Regions from separate parts of the Homo sapiens genome. Here region 2 is linked to region 1. Evidence: read pairs that join two places in POLR2A ChIA-PET (ENCODE). Cell type or tissue: A673. All regions are shown on one strand. Each heading gives the region's core, and the rest is flanking DNA. Links, peaks and the distances in the headings are about the cores only. Region 1 overlaps NDUFAB1 (NADH:ubiquinone oxidoreductase subunit AB1). Region 2 overlaps TNRC6A (trinucleotide repeat containing adaptor 6A).

Evidence for each region. Peaks named below come from ENCODE experiments on the same cell type or tissue, not always from the same donor. Only the 100,000 strongest peaks of a DNase experiment are listed, where the experiment ranks them.
Region 2: POLR2A ChIA-PET joins it to region 1 with 6 read pairs; 2 of 35 experiments call an interaction of 5 or more read pairs at or near these places.

Annotation. Positions count from the first base shown.
Region 1 is chr16:23,577,692-23,586,032 of GRCh38, reverse strand. NDUFAB1 (NADH:ubiquinone oxidoreductase subunit AB1) reads left to right here. Exons shown (of 5, transcript NM_005003.3): 3 at 610-697; 4 at 3,658-3,757; 5 at 4,860-5,019. The coding sequence ends at 3,749. Among named protein-coding and RNA genes, the nearest start is that of NDUFAB1, 14 kb to the left of the region's middle. In A673, for the core only: no CTCF peak of the experiment used is centred there; no DNase peak of the experiment used is centred there; H3K27ac peaks cover 570 bases.
Region 2 is chr16:24,764,038-24,772,378 of GRCh38, reverse strand. All of the region lies in intron 4 of TNRC6A (trinucleotide repeat containing adaptor 6A), which reads right to left. Among named protein-coding and RNA genes, the nearest start is that of TNRC6A, 39 kb to the right of the region's middle. In A673, for the core only: no CTCF peak of the experiment used is centred there; no DNase peak of the experiment used is centred there; H3K27ac peaks cover 2,552 bases.

The DNA of each region.
Region 1 (8,341 bases), core at 175-8,174:
TTGCTTGAACCCGGGAGGCCGAGTTTGCAGTGAGCCGAGATCGTGCCATTGCACTCCAGCCTGGGTGACAGAGCAAGACTTTCTCAAAAAACCAAAAAACAGACAACATTAGAGTGAAATCCTTCATTAGCTATGTATATATTGTTCACTTCAAAACAGAGTAAGATAAAGCAAACCATGTACATACTAGCATAGGTTACATATAAAATGTCAGTTATAGCCTCTGTATGTTAAAAAAAATTCGATGTAGTCACAAGGACAGAAAACCAAACACTGTGTGTTCTCGCTCATAGGTGGGAACTGAACAATGAGGTCACTTGGACAGAGGGTGGGGAGCATCATTTACCAGGGCCTGTCAAGGGGTAGGGGGTTTGGGGAGGGACAGCATTAGGAGAAATACCTAATGTAAATGATGAGTTGATGGGTGCAGCAAACCAACATGGCACATGTATACCTATGTAACAAACCTGCACGTTGTGCACATGTACCCTAAAACTTAAAGTATAATAAATTCAATATAGTGATTAAGTGGCATTGTACCACCCTGTTATCTTGGGAAGCAGATGCTTTCATGGACTAAATTTTGTGTTTGGTGCTCCTTTCTTGCAGCTTTCAGTAAATTCTCATTTTATGAAAGACCTGGGCTTAGACAGTTTGGACCAAGTGGAGATTATCATGGCCATGGAAGACGAATTTGGTAAGGCTCAGTCTTCTATCTACACACTGCGATTTTTGATTAAGGTGGATTAAACTGAAAGAAGTGGTGGGCGTCTGAATTGGAATTAGAATTAAATATTAATAGAAACAGTAGCATCCACTGCCCTTCACACACACCTTCCTGCCCACTTACCATCAGGTGAAGTAAGCTTTAGGGATGGTACATTTATTCAGAGAGCACCTTGCACAAGCCCAGCAGAGTGCCCAGTGTGGTGCCAAGAGCCGAATGACCAGAGATGGTTCCAGGGGACTGATTCTTCAGACAGGGTTCTAAGACAAAGGGCAAAAGCCTCCCCGGAACACATGCTGATGACATGTCAGCCCCTCCTGAGCTCGGGTAACGCGAACCAGGTAGAAGTAATGTGTGCCAGGACAAGAGACGCACCCAGAGCCTCTGGCCTTGGTCTCCTATCCTGGCTCACAAGCACACTCCAAGTTTGGGACTGTGTGTTGGGCAGGTGAGACCTTTATAAGGTTCCATGGCTGTTTCTGCGTGAGTTGGCTGAATAGGAAATCAAAGGACTTCTGTGCTGTTCTGCAGAGCAGGGCCTAGTTAAAATTCCTCACAGATGATGCTGACTAGGATGGAATCCCTTTGCCTAGTGCTTAAGAGTACCAGGTCTGGAATTGAGCTTAGTCAGGTATGAGCCTGGACAAGTAACTGTATCTCTCAAAGCCTGTTTCCTCAGCTGTAAAGTGGGGGTGATAATAGTAGGAACCCCAGGATTGGAATTGCTGTGAGAATTAGAGATGATGTGTAAAATGCTCAGCACAGTGTTTGGGCCAAAGTAAGCTAACTACCAAAACCCAGCCATTTATAAAAACCCAACCATCATAAAAAAAAAAATGCATGGGTGACGTGTGTTACAGCACACGAACCTTGAGAACGTGCCGAGTGAAAGAAGCCAGACACAGAAGATGACACGTTATATACCATTTACATGAAATGTCAAGAAGAGGCAAATCCAGAGATAGAAAGTACACGGGTGGTTGCCAGAGCTAGGGAGGATGGGGAGTGACTGCTGACGGGCACTGGGTTTCTTTTTTTTTTTTTTTTTTTAATTGATCATTCTTGGGTGTTTCTCGCAGAGGGGGATTTGGCAGGGTCATAGGACAATAGTGGAGGGAAGGTCAGCAGGTAAACAAGTGAACAAAGGTCTCTGGTTTTCCTAGGCAGAGGACCCTGGGGCCTTCCGCAGTGTTTGTGTCCCTGGGTACTTGAGATTAGGGAGTGGTGATGACTCTTAACAAGCATGCTGCCTTCAAGTATCTGTTTAACAAAGCACATCTTGCACCACCCTTAATCCATTTAACCCTGAGTGGACACAGCACATGTTTCAGAGAGCACCGGGTTGGGGGTAAGGTCATAGATCAACAGCATCCCAAGGCAGAAGAATTTTTCTTAGTACAGAACAAAATGGAGTCTCCTATGTCTACTTCTTTCTACACAGACACAGCAACAATCTGATTTCTCTATCTTTTCCCCACATTTCCCCCTTTTCTATTCGAAACAACCGCCATCGTCATCATGGCCCGTTCTCAATGAGCTGTTGGGTACACCTCCCTGACGGGGCGGCTGCCGGGCGGAGACGCTCCTCACTTCCCAGACGGGGCGGCTGCCGGGCAGAGGGGCTCCTCACTTCTCAGACGGGGCGGCTGCCGGGCGGAGGGGCTCCTCACTTCTCAGACGGGGCGGCTGCCGGGCGGAGGGGCTCCTCACTTCTCAGAGGGGGCAGCCGGGCAGAGACGCTCCTCACCTCCCAGATGGGGTCGCGGCCGGGCAGAGGCGCTCCTCACATCCCAGACGGGGCAGTGGGGCAGAGGCGCTCCCCACATCTCAGACGATGGGTGGCCGGGCAGAGACGCTCCTCACTTCCTAGACGGGATGGTGGCCGGGAAGAGGCGCTCCTCACTTCCCAGACTGGGCAGCCGGGCAGAGGCGCTCCCCACATCTCAGACGATGGGTGGCCGGGCAGAGACGCTCCTCACTTCCTAGACAGGATGGCGGCCGGGAAGGGGCGCTCCTCACTTCCCAGACTGGGCAGCCGGGCAGAGGGGCTCCTCACATCCCAGACGATGGGCGGCCAGGCAGAGGCTGCAATCTCGGCACTTTGGGAGGCCAAGGCAGGCAGCTGGGAGGTGGAGGTTGTAGCTAGCCGAGATCACGCCACTGCACTCCAGCCTGGGCAACATTGTGCACTGAGTGAACGAGACTCCATCTGCAATCCCGGCACCTCGGGAGGCCGAGGCTGGCAGATCACTCGCGGTTAGGAGCTGGAGACCAGCCCAGCCAACACAGCGAAACCCTGTCTCCACCAAAAAAATACGAAAACCAGTCAGGCGTGGCGGCGCGTGCCTGCAATCGCAGGCACTGGGCAGGCCGAGGCAGGAGAATCAGGCAGGGAGGTTGCAGTGAGCAGAGATGGCGGCAGTACAGTCCAGCTTCGGCTCGGCATCAGAGGGAGACCATGGAAAGAGAGGGAGAGGGAGAGGGAGAGGGAGACCGTGGGAAGAGGGAGAGGGAGAGGGAGACCTTGGGGAGAGGGAGAGGGAGAGGGAGACCGTGGGAAGAGGGAGAGGGAGAGGGAGACCGTGGGGAGAGGGAGAGGGAGCTGGGTTTCTTTTACACAATGGTGATGGTTGCACAATGTGAATATACTAAAAACTACCAAATTATATGGTATATACAAGGAGGAATTTTCTATTATGTGAATTCTATCTCAACAAACAAACAAACAAACAAACAAACATACCTCCAAAGCATCGTACCCAACCTGTATGCATACTGTCTAGAAGCTAACTGGCCCACAACCTATATGGGATTCAAGGTTGCTGAAAGTTTTGATATACTTGTAGCTGTTGTAGAAGGGTCAGGTGTGTTCAGTTCTAAAGGATTTTTTTTTTTTAACTCTCTCACATTGTTGTATATTTTTCTTTTAGGGTTTGAAATTCCTGATATAGATGCTGAAAAGTTAATGTGTCCACAAGAAATTGTAGATTACATTGCAGATAAGAAGGATGTATATGAATAAAGTATCAGGTAAATAGACTTAAAAAATGATGTTCACCCATAGATTTGTCTGTGGTTCTTCAATAAAGGAAACTTAAGAAGAAACAGAAAATGGAAATGCTTGACCAAGATTTTTCACTACTTATAAAATGCAAGCCCTTTCCTGTTGTCTGCCACTCAAAGGGGCCCAGCCCTGGTGGTGATCTTTGAGAGGTTGAGAACTGTCATTCCTGGATAGAACTCCCTTGATTGTCAGCTGTCCTCACAAAAGCAGAACATTGTACAAAGTACTGAACAGGGTAACCTGGAAACAGACCTCTGTCTCCCTCAATTACTCAGCCAAGGTAAGCCCAGCCTGCTGGGTAAGACACTGAAGTGACCTGGCTCTTAAGTAGGCAAGAGAGGCCTCATGTATAAGAGGATGGACTTTGGAGTCAGAGACACCCAAGTTTATTCTCAGCTTTGCCACACACTATAAGCCTGGTGGTCTCAGGCAGGCTGCTTAGCTCTGTAAGCCTCAGTTTCCTCATATGTAATATGGTGGTAATGATAGGACCTACCTGGGGCTTTTGTGAAAGCAAAATTGAAGAGAGTATATATATCACTTGATATAATGATGTAAAGAAGCCTCTCAGTAAATAGTAGCTTTTGTTACTTGGGACCTAGAATAATCAAATAAGACTTTTTGAATTAAAACATTGTATTAGTGTTTTTAGTCTTTAGCTTTTAGTGACCCTGCATTTTTTTTTTTTTTTTTTTAAAGATGGAACCTTGCTCTGTTGCCCAGGCTGGAGTGTAGTGGCACAATCTCGGCTCACTGCAACCTCCGCCTCCTGGGTTCAAGCAATTCTCCGGCCTCAGCCTCCTGAGTAACTGGGATTACAGGCGTGCACCTCCACGCCCAGCTAATTTTTATATTTTTAGTAGAGATGGGGTTTCACCATGTTGGCCAGGCTGGTCTCGAACTCCTGACCTCAGGTGATCCGCCCAGCTTGGCCTCCCAAAGTGCTGAGATTACGGGCATGAGCCACTGCACTCAGCCAGAGGCTGCATTTTTAGCACCTGAAAGATGTCACTTATCATTAGTAAGAATACATCAAAAATAACATTGAACTTATTTTGTCTTTTCCAGACCCTTTGGCTTTGCTGAGAGAGGACTCAGATGATAGTGACGAATGTCTGGCAGTGAGGACACATTTTGGCATTCTTGCTGACTCTGACAGAGTGATTCTGATGGACTTGTATTTAAATTGTATGTGTTTTACTCTTTGAAAATAAATCTATAAAACCAACATTTTCCCCCATCTTCAGTTTTTCAATGATGTCTATAAAGTGCTTTTTTATGTTTGTATACTGACATTGCTTAATATTTTTAAAGGTCTGATTTGTCATTTGTATTCATGCATGTCAAAAACAATGGCTTCCCCAGCCATGTACTTGAAGTAAGGCTGTCTCCCCACCTTCGTATCAGGAGTGAATATATTCATGGAAATGGACTTTTTGCTTCAAAAAAAACTTTGTTTTGGTTTCCATTAGCTTATTATCAGATGTGTCAGCTGATATCAGCAGGTGGGACTAGTTTTTCATCACTGTCCTAAAGATCCCTTTTAATACAGTTTAACAGTTTTGGAGAATGGGAGGCTCTCTTTCCTCCTGGAAGGTCAGTTTGACATTGCCACACATCAAACCACAGTTTGATTTGTCACACATCATTATTGGTTCTGCCCCTTTTACTCTTAGCACTGTGTTGGTTCCTTGGGGTTGATGTAAATAACATGTATGCATTGCTTAGCTCTTGAAGAGTTTAGTTTGAGAGTTACATCAAAATAATTCCTCTCCTTTTACTGACTTTCTAGTATGGGGAAGGAAGAGGAACCAAAGGCCTACAGTAAGTAGTGTCTTTGAGGCAGAGGGACTAAGGTGAGGGGCCCTCAGCCAGCAGAGAATCTCATGGCTGAGAGATGAGGTGGTCGAAGGATGGGAGTCAGCTCTGGGATTGGGTCCACACTCACATCTGCTTCCCTTCCTGCAGGTACCAATACGCTGGTTCCTTCTGGGTTGCTCTAGAGTTATTCCAGGCATGTTAGGCAGACATAGTCCTTTTTTTTTTTTTTTTTTTTTTAACTTTTATTTAGGTTCAGGGGTACATGTACATGTTTGTTATATAGGTAAATTATGTGTCATGGGGTTTGGTGTGCAGATTATTTCATCACCCAGGTAATAAGCATAATACCCCATGGGTTTTTTTATTTGAGAAGGAGTTTCGCTCTTGTCGCCCAGACTGGAGTGCAGTGGCACAATCTTGGCTCACTGCAACCTCCGTCTCCCAGGTTCAAGCGATTCTCCTGCCTCAGCCTCCCAAGTAGCTGACGTTATACCCGCCACCATGCACCCGCCACCACCTGGCTAATGTTTTGTATTTTTAGTTGAGACGGGGTTTCACCATGTTGGCCAGCCTGGTATTGAACTCCTGACCTTAGGTGATCCGCCCACCTCCGCCTCCCAAAGTGCTGGGATTACAGATGTGAGCCACTGTGCCCAGTCCCTGATGGGTGTTTTTTGGAGCCTCACCCTCCACCCTCCAGTAGGCCCCAGTGCCTGTTGTTCCCTTCTGTCCATGTTTACTCAATGTTTAGCTCCCACTTAAAGTGAGAACGTGGTATTTGGTTTTCTGATCCTGTGATAGTTCACTTAGGATACTGGTTCCAGCTGCATCCATGTTACCATAAAGGACATGATCTCATTTTTTATGGCTGCATAGTATTCCATGGAGAGTGTGTGTGGTGTGTGTGTGTGTGTGTGTGTGTATACACACTTTCTTTTTTTTTTTTTTTCAGACAGTCTCACTCTGTCGCCCAGGCTGGAGTGGTATGGTGCTATCTTGGCTAACTACAACCTCTGCTTCCCCAGTTCACGTGATTCTCCTGCCTCGGCCTCCTGAATAGCTGGGATTACAGGCATCCGCCACCATGCCCGGATACTTTGTATTTTTATTAGAGATGGGGTTTCACCATGTTGGCCAGATTGGTTTCGAACTCCTGACCTCAAATGATCCGCCCGCCTTGGCCTCCCAGAGTGCTAGGACTACAGGCGAGAGCCACTGCACCCAGCCTACACATTTTCTTTACCCAGTCTGCAGTTGATGGGCATTTAGGTTGATTCCATGTCTTTGTTATTGTGAATAGTGTTGCAGTGAACACAGGCATGTGTGTGTCTTTATGGTAGAATGATTTATATTCCTTTATGTATATCCAGTAATGGGATTGCTGGGTCGAATGCAAACCTCGTTTTCTTTGAGTTCTTTGAGACATTCACTGTCACCCAGTCTGAGTGCAGTGACACGACTGTGGCTCACCGCAGCCTCAACCTCCCAGGCTCAGGCCATCCTCCTGCCTCAGCCTCCCAAGTAGGCACACCACTGCTAATTTTTTAAGTTATTTATAGAGATGGGGTCTCACTGTGTTACCCCGGCTGGTCTCGAACTCCTGGGCTCAAAAGATGCTCCCGCCTCCACTTCCCAAAGTGCTGGAATTACAGGCATGAGGCACTGCACCTGGCCCCTTTTTAGCAATAGAAAGCATATCCTCAGTTATGAAAATCATACATTGTTACACTAGACCTTTTTTATTTTTTTGCAATATTTAGCAACATATCTTGGAAAACTGCCAAATTGGAGGATAAGGCTCTTCCTCATTGTTTTTTTACAACTGCATTTATTTAACAATAGCTTGAGCACTTACTAAGCACTGGTGATCAAATAGGGAGTAAACAGGCTGTGTGTTATTCCTTTGATTGGAACGTCTAGTAGTTTAACACTGGGGGTATTTTGGTGGTAGTCCCCAAGTTGTTCTGGCTATTTTAAATCCCATGGCAGCTGTACATTTTACCAAAAAAAAGCGTCTGTGATTGTGTCTGCCTAAGATCACAAAGTCTGACTGTACTGCCACTTGAGTGCCTGCTTTGCTACTATCTTCACCAGACGCCTGCAGTGAAACAGCCCATTCACATCATCCAGTAGCTGGTGTAAGCCCCAAAGAAGCCAGAATGAGGGAAGACATTTACTGGATCTCACACACACACATCATTCATCCCCAAGGCCATTTAGGGTCTGGTTGTTCAAGCAATAGCAAAGGCCTTTCTGTTCTTTCTGCTCTAAGAGCTTATCAGAATGTTCTTTTGAGAGACTTCTGTGCCACTATAGGTAGGCAGCAAACTGGCCAAATGTAGCATTCCAAAGTGTGTGTGAATTCAAGAACAGGATAAATGGAATTGTATGCATATGGTATTTAATAGCTGCTGAAAACACCTCAGAGGATCTGTGCCTCTGTTGTACACCGTTCCCACTGGGAAAGGGCGGTTTGTGAAGCCTGTCATGACCCAGTCCCAGTCCTGTCTCCAGCCATCCCCACCATATCTCCAGTGGAGCTGCTTCAGTCTTCTCACTGTGTTCTCCATACAGCAAGTTCACTCACTCGCTCCACACACAAGGAAGTACCCACTGTGTGTTAAGCACTCCTGGAGCCTGAGTACACAGTTTCACACCATATAGTTTGTCTCCCATCTCCAGGAGCTCACCACCTTGTAAGGGAGGTAGGTACAACCTAGGTGGAGGTA
Region 2 (8,341 bases), core at 257-8,256, 1.2 Mb before region 1:
AAAAAAAGAAAAAAGAAAAAGAAAAAGAAACACGTATCTCTAAATCTAATCGCATTTAAATTATTGGAGAGCACAGTAAAAGATGGAGCACCAACATAACACTGTTACCAATAAGTCAGGCTAAATTTTGGTCATCCCAAACAATGGGAATAAAAACAAGAGATATAAATAGCACTGGGAATGAAAAAGACACAAATTCAAACGTGGAGATTACCAAAAGACAAGAAAATACTATGTACAATCTATCCCAGTAAAACAAAACCCAACTAAATTGAACTATGTTATACAACAGGGGTTGGCAAGTTCTTTCTGTAAAGATGAGAGAGTAAATATTTTGGGCTTTGCAGACCACAGAATCTGTGACAACTACTCAACTCTGCCAGTGTAGCACCAGAGCAGTCATAGACAACAGGTAAATGCAAACAAATGGATGTGACTATATTTCGTAACACTGCATATGCAAAAACAGGCAGTGGGCCAGATTTCACTTGCAGACTGTAGTTTTCCAAACTCTGCTTTATCAAATATAATTTACCAAAATAGGCTCACAGAGGAATAGAAGGTCCTATAGTATAACAGCAGAAACTCTGAAAGGGTCTCCCAAGATTTATCCCTCCAAAACACACCAGGAATACAAAAACAAAAAAGCCAGGCACAGCAGCAGATGTCTGTAGTCCTGAGGCAGGAGGATCGCTTGAGCCAAAAAGTTCAAGTCAGGCATGGGCAATATGGTAAGGCCCCAACTCCTGAATAACATAACATAACATAACATAACATAACATAACATAACATAACAACATAACATAACATAACATAAAACATAACATAACATAACATAACATAACATAACATAACATAACATGCACCAGGCTCAGATAACTTTACAGGGGGCGTGTGTGGATGGGTGTGTATCCTCAAGAAACATGTAATATTAATCTTACCTAAACTGTCCCAGGACAAGAAGTATAGGTTCAAAAGACTGGATGGATTCAAATCTCAGCTCTGCAACTTACTAGCTATATGACCATGGGCAAGGCACTTAACCACACTGCCTCTGCTGACTCACATCTCGAATGTTTTGGTCTCAAGGTCCTTTATACTCTGAAACACTGAGAACTCCAAAAGGTTTCGTTTATGTGTGTTGTATATACATTTACCATAATAAAAGTTTAAACAAATATTTTAAGTGAGTTAAAAATAAATTTATTACATACGAACATACATACATTTAAAAAAAATTGTTCTATTTTCCATAACAAAATTAGTGAGAAGCATGGCACTGTTTAACATTTCTGTAAGTCTCTCTAACATCTGGCTTAACAGAAGGTAGGTGGATTATCACATATGCGCCTGCATCCAATTTGTTGTGGTATCCCACACTGTGTCACCTCTGGAAAACTCCACTATATACTCATAATAAAAGTGAAACAGGCAAATAAAGTCTTCCTGTTATTATGAAAATTGATTTGACCTCATGGATCTCATGAAAGAGTTTTGAGGAGCCTCCTAGGGATCCTGTCCTCAGGTAAACTTCGAGAACCATTGCTACAGAATATGCACACACGGGATGCAACTGAATATATGGTTCTGGAGTTCAAAAAAGTTTGGATTAAAAATATGGATTTAAGATTCAACATACAGGTGAGAAAAGAGTTGTAGAGGAAGAAATGACAAAACCTAAGAATGGGTTTAAGCAGCAGATAGAAGGAGGGAAGTAAAGGCAAGAATAAGTCATAACTGCCAGAGTGACGGGAGAGAAACTTCATTTTAGGTAATGGCTTAACTATCTATGTAGTTACTCAAGCAGGAATTTCTTCCTCAATTTCTCCCTACTCCCCTGTATCTAGTCAGTCAACAGGCCCAACAGAATACCTCAAATTCAAATGCATCCTGTGTCTCCAACGCCACTTCTTTGATTTAGGCCCTCAACAATTTACTCTCACAAAAACCTCCTAATGGGACTGCAGGCCTGGCTCAAGTCTTGATCCCTGCCCCACCCACTTTCACGCATCCCGAAATCTATCATCTACCTGCCCCAAGTTATCTGTATCATAAAACCACTTTTGGAACTCCTTTCTAAACTCCTTGGCATGGCCCCTCTCTACCTTTTTCCAGATTCATATCCTGCTATGTCCACACTCACTGCATTCTCTTCTACCACACCAAATACTTGCAATTCCCCAAAACGTATCACGTTCTTTCACGCTATTTCTTTTGCTCAAAATGCCTTGATACCTTTCTTGCAAATATTTTTGTCGTTTTTGCCTAGAAAACATCTAATTTCCCCCACCCCCAGACTGGGCGTATCTTAGAAGCATGTTATGTTATGACAACCAGATTGCCCTCCTCTATTCTGATGAAACTCTTACAAATCCCTTACAATGCAGTCAATGTGCTCTGTAAGTGCTGGTTTCTTATTTCTCCTTCACTTTATCACTAGCATTTCCTGAACCAAGCAAAGCAAATGCTGGTTGAATGAATAATCCAGGAATTGCCAAGCATACACAAAGTGACTGGATCTATGCAAAACAAGATAGAACAATACTGAGGATTAAACACTGTGGAATATCAATATTCAAGAGGTGCAATAATGAAGAACCAGTAAAGAAAAGAGAAAGAATGATCAAGAGGAAGAGTAAGTAAGAATGATGGTCACTGGTTAGTATGCTGCTGAATGCATCAATAGTTTTAAATAAATCTCTGCTCTAAAAAACACCTACAGCTGGCATGGAGAGAGCAGGACAAGACCAGCCACTGAGATCATTAATGTGAGAAGGTTCTCTAATTAGCCCTGAGACTGCCCTGGTCCATATCAAAAAAGATTTTAATGGAAAAGAGTTACATTTAGCTAGGATAAAACATAGATATCTAGTAAAGAGCTCTATTTTTAGGGTTTTTTTTTTTTTTTTTGGTCATACTGTGACCCCACCCATCTATTTCACAGTTTTAAAGAAATGGGAAAAAAAATTTTAACTGGTCCAAAAATGAACAAGTTAAACTTTTAAGAATGGAAAAATTATCTATTCAAAGAATTCACCCTACCTTTTCCTAGTCTGTGTTCCAAATCAGGACCCCCCACTTTGTGAAACAATGAAATGCACCAATAAGACAAATAAATTAATTTTTGCTAAGCTTTGCTATTCTACAAGCTTTCTTGATATTTCTTATATAAAAACATATCATTCTGTAAGTCTAAAACTGTTTTAAAAAATAGCCTCTTAATTGAAAAAAAATAGCAATTGTCTTATATTCACATGAAAACCCAAGAACAGACAATATAACCAAAGTTCTAAATATACCAAGTTCTAAATTTGTAATACCATTTTAATTAATACTTCTTTAAATGTTTAAAATACTTTATGTCACCTTAATAAACTGATTTCAGAAAATATTTAATGAACTTCACTTTGACTATCTACAAGTTTAACAGAAAGAAGTTAAATGTGGACCAGCCAACAATCATCTACCAATCCCCAAAACATCAATTTCCATGCCTTAATACCTCAAGCCCTTACATTATTCCTATCTGTCAAAGTCTACTATTTAACTTTGTATAATAGTTTTCACATTGGCTACTTTGTAAATCTTCTAAAACACTGGCAGAAATACAGTACACAAAACGCTGCTTTAACACATGATGTCACTTTAAGAGACTGGAGTGCTAAGTTGACCTCTAGAAAATATAACTTAGTAAACACCTATAAAATATACAGTGCATTTTAATACTTCTCTTGGCAAACTTTAAATTTACCTAAAATTGCTATTTCTATATGTGTCGTTATATAGGAAAACAAAAAACCATCAAGTTAAGCTCCTAAAAGACAAGATGGAGTGTACCAATGACAGCTCTTCAGTTAGAAAATGTTATTCTCAAGTAAGAGCAACAACAAAGGATTTTCCTAAGTATCTTTCATTGCAATTAAGATTTTTTTTTTTTTTTTTTTTTGAGACAGAGTCTCGCTCTGTCCCCCAGGCTAGAGTGCAGTGGCACGATCTTGGCTCACTGCAAGCTCCACCTCCCGGGTTCACGCCATTCTCCTGCCTCAGCCTCCCGAGTAGCTGGGACTACAGGCGCGCCCGCCACCACGCCTGGCTAATTTTTTGTGTTTTTAGTAGAGACGGGGTTTCACCGTGTTAGCCAGGATGGTCTCAATCTCCTGACCTCGTGGTCCGCCCGCCTCAGCCTCCCAAAGTGCTGGGATTACAGGCATGAGCCACCGCGCCCGGCCCAGGCACACTTTTTAAAAGAAAAAAATTCAGATTGCCTATTAATCTCTCTTCCATAACATAAAAGTACAGAATGGCTCTCTTCAAATTTGCTTATTAGAACTGTTTAGAAGCAAAAGATTCTTCAGCCTTACACTTACTAATCAGAATCCATATATTTAAAAACAAGTATCACATGGGGTTCTCATGTCTGAGTAAGTCTGGAAAACAGTTCTGGAAGACACTGTAGCAATCTCTAGAGAGCTTCAGCTTCCATTTGTGACTCAAAATTTAAAAATAAGAAAAAACATAAACATAATACCTGAACATTCAAGTAGAAGTTAGTTCCCACTGAGTTTTTAATTCCCTAAAGTTATATAATAAAGAAACTGTCATTAAATCACTGAAGATATAAATTAGTTAAGAAATACAGAATGGTTAGTTGATTTTTTAAATTAGGAAAAAAGTCCCAAATATACAGTATAAAAATAAACTTCAGCTAAATTAAACAATTAATACTATAAAATGCTAGAGATTTTAAAAGCTTTTGCAAAACATGGGCAAACTATTTTCTAAATCTGGAAAAATGGTATGTTTTCTCAGCATAGCAATTAGTCAAGAACTTTAAGAATAAAAAATAAATTTGATAAAATAGATAAAATACTGATGTGTATTTTTTCAAATGTGTATATTCCAATTTAAAAGGGAAACTGGAAAATACCTGTCCTTTAGAACAAATTAAAGGGATCCATTCTGTTCCTTCCCAACCCTCCTCACCTCGACTTTCCCTAATCTAAGGAAAGATATGTTTTAGTTTAAGGATACTAAATCTAATACAGAGAAGCATTCAACACACTAGAGTTTAGGACTGAAGTCCAAGCTAATAGTACAAATGTGATTTAATTGTGCTTTCCTCCTTCTGAACATGTATTTGCATCTTCAGCGTATGTATTCCCAATGGGGCACCTGGGATTAGGCAAAATTTAGATATTCTTGCCTCGTATCTCATCCTCAGAATGACTTCATATATACGATATGGTCCACAATGTGGGAAATATTTGCATCAAATACATCTGATGAAATGTTAATGAGTTTATTATACAAAGAGCTCAAGTAAACTGCTAAATAAAACTCTAGGTCCAAGAACTAAATGGGCAAATAGTAAGGATGGGAAATTCATAAAAAGAAAAAAGTGTGGCCGAGCACAGTGGCTCACGCCTGTAATCCCAGCACTTTGGGAGGCCGAGGCAGGTGGATCACTTGAGGTCAGGAGTTCGACACCAGCCTGGTCAACACAGTGAAACCCTGTCTCTACTGAAAGTACAAAAATTAGCTGGGTGTGGTGGCAGGCGCCTGTAATCCCAGCTACTCAGGAGGCTGAGGCAGGAGAATCGCTTGAACCTGGGAGGTGGAGGTTGCAGTGAGCTGAGATCGCGCCATTGCACTCCAGCGTGGGCGACAGAGTGAGACTACACGTCAAAAAAAAAAAAAAAAAAAAGATAAAAAGAAAAAAGTACAAGTGATTATGCATGGCAAACAAATAAATACAAGTCAAAGAAAAAAGACCAATTTTGGCCTGCCAAATTTATGAAGTTGATAGATCCCATCCTCATGTTTTAAGACCTATTCCTTGCACTGCACTGTGATTCACCTTTGCTGGGCTGGGTTCTACTTTAATGGGAAGCAAAAGCAAATCACTTCTGGGTATGGAGGAACCCTGAATTAGCTGGAGAAACTGCTAGCATGTCATTTCAAGGGACTGAAAGGTTGCTAGGATATTGCAAAACCACAATGGTGGATATTAAAATTTACCAAGTATCAGCTAGATGCCAGGCAATGTATCTGTTATCTCTTTATTCTCTTTGTGAGTCCATAAATTTGAAATATTATTCCCATTTTACAGATGAGGCAAATGCAGTTCAGAAAGCTATTCATGCTCGAACGTCTAGTAAATGGCAGAGGTGAAATTTAAAACCCAATGTGACTCCCAAACAAGTGTTCCTTCTAGTATACATTATTTTCATCTTAATTATAAGGGCAAAAACAAACTCTCTAAAAATAAAGGGCTAAGTACCGATTAACCACTTTAAAAATTATTTCATAGCCATTAATGTTTTTTTCATATCTACTTCCTGTTTCCTTTGTCCTGTAGATCAGTCTCATCAGACATAAATTTCTACCAAATTTAATAAATGTATTAGTATTTAAAAGCAACAAATCTACGTTTGTTAGAAATAATCCTTGCCTAAAGCCAAAACGGGTCTCCTTAGCATTCTTCATAGCCTCCCTGAGTACATAAATCTAGACTTACATGTATAAATCTATGGAAATCATTTTCCTTTCACAATAGGAGGAAAGAAAAAATAGTGACTTTGTTACATGATCTACCTAAAAATAATCATTTTATTAACTATTTCCCATGAAAGTGGAAGGCCATTTTTTTTTCATTCTGTTAGTGCAGAGCTACAAATCTTATTTGTTACATAGCTCAAAGACATCTTCCACAGGAAGAAAAATACCTGCCATTAGTAAATTCTTAACCGGTATGAACCTATGCTTCTATTTTAAAGAGGTTAGTGCACATATGCCTTCTAAATATCTCATAAAAAACCACCGTAGCACATTTAAAATCCTGGTATTATTACTTAATACCACCCTACAACACAAAAATCATTTCTACTATGTAGACTGTGGAGAAAAACAGTGAACTAAGCCCCAACTGTAACAGCAGAACTACCCAACCTGTGTGATGGAAACAGGCTATGGGGAGATGGGGTGACTAGACTTGACTCTCTGGGATTGTCATCTTCAGCTGTGAGTGGCCTTTTCTGTTTACCCTAATGGCCCTGCAAGTATCATTTTCTCTGTGTATCATTAGGTTACATGCTTGAAGTTACAAACTACTTGAGCCTCAGTTTTCTCCTCTGAGAATCCAGGCAGTACAGTAACCCCTATGAAGCCATCAAAGTTCCTGAAATTCGTTATAATAGAAGGCTTGTAATTGGGAAACTTAAGGTCTTATGGATTCCCACAAAAATTAAAACTGGAACTACCATATGACTCAGCAATTCCTCTTCTAGGTATACAGTAGTCCCCCTCCTTTTCCAAGATTTCACTTTCCAAAGTCTTACCCCATGGTCAGCCACAGTACAAAAATAGGCGAGAACAGTACAATAAAGTATTTTGAGAGAGGGACCAAATTCTGATAACTATTACAACAGATTATAATTGTTCTATTTTATTTTATTATTAGTTGTTAATCTCTTACTATACCTAATTTATAAATTGAACTTTATCATAGGTATGTTGTATAGGAAAAAGCATATTATTAATAGCATATATGAGGTTCAGTACTATCCGAGATTTCAAGCATCCACTGGAGGCTTGGAACAGATTCTCTGTGGATACAGGGGGATTACTGTATACCCAAAGGAAATGAAATCAGAACCATGTAGAAATACCTGTACTCCCATGTTCATGCCAGCATTATTCACAATGGCCAAGATATGGAAACAAACAACCTATGGATAAATAAAGATGAATAAATTGTGGTCTGGGTGCAGTGGCTCAAGCCTGTAATCCCAGCACTTTGGGAGGCTAGGTGGGCGGATCATTTGAGGTCAGGAGTTTGAGACCAGCCTGGACAACATGGTGAAACCCCGTCTCTACTAAAAATACAAAAATTAGGTGTGGTGGTACGCGCCTGTAATCCCAGCTACCCAGGAGGCTAAGGCACAAGAATCATTTGAACCCGGCAAGTGGAGGTTGCAGTGAGCTGAGATCATGCCACTGCACTCCAGCCTGGGCGACAGAGCAAGACTCTGTCTCAAAAAAAAAAAAAAGAAAAGAAAAGAAGAAATTGTGGCAAATATATACAAAGGAATATTATTCAGCTTTTAAACAGGAGAGCCTGCCATTTGCCACAACATGGATGAACCTGGAAGACATTGAGTGATGTAAGCCAGACACAGAAATAAAAATACTGCCAAGATCTCACTTACAAGTGGAATCTTAAAAAAAAAAAACAGTCAAATACATAGAAACAGAGAACAGAATAGTGGTTAGGGAGGGTAGATATAGGTCAAAGGGTACAAAGTTGCACGTATGTGGGTAAGTCTAGGGATCTGATATATAG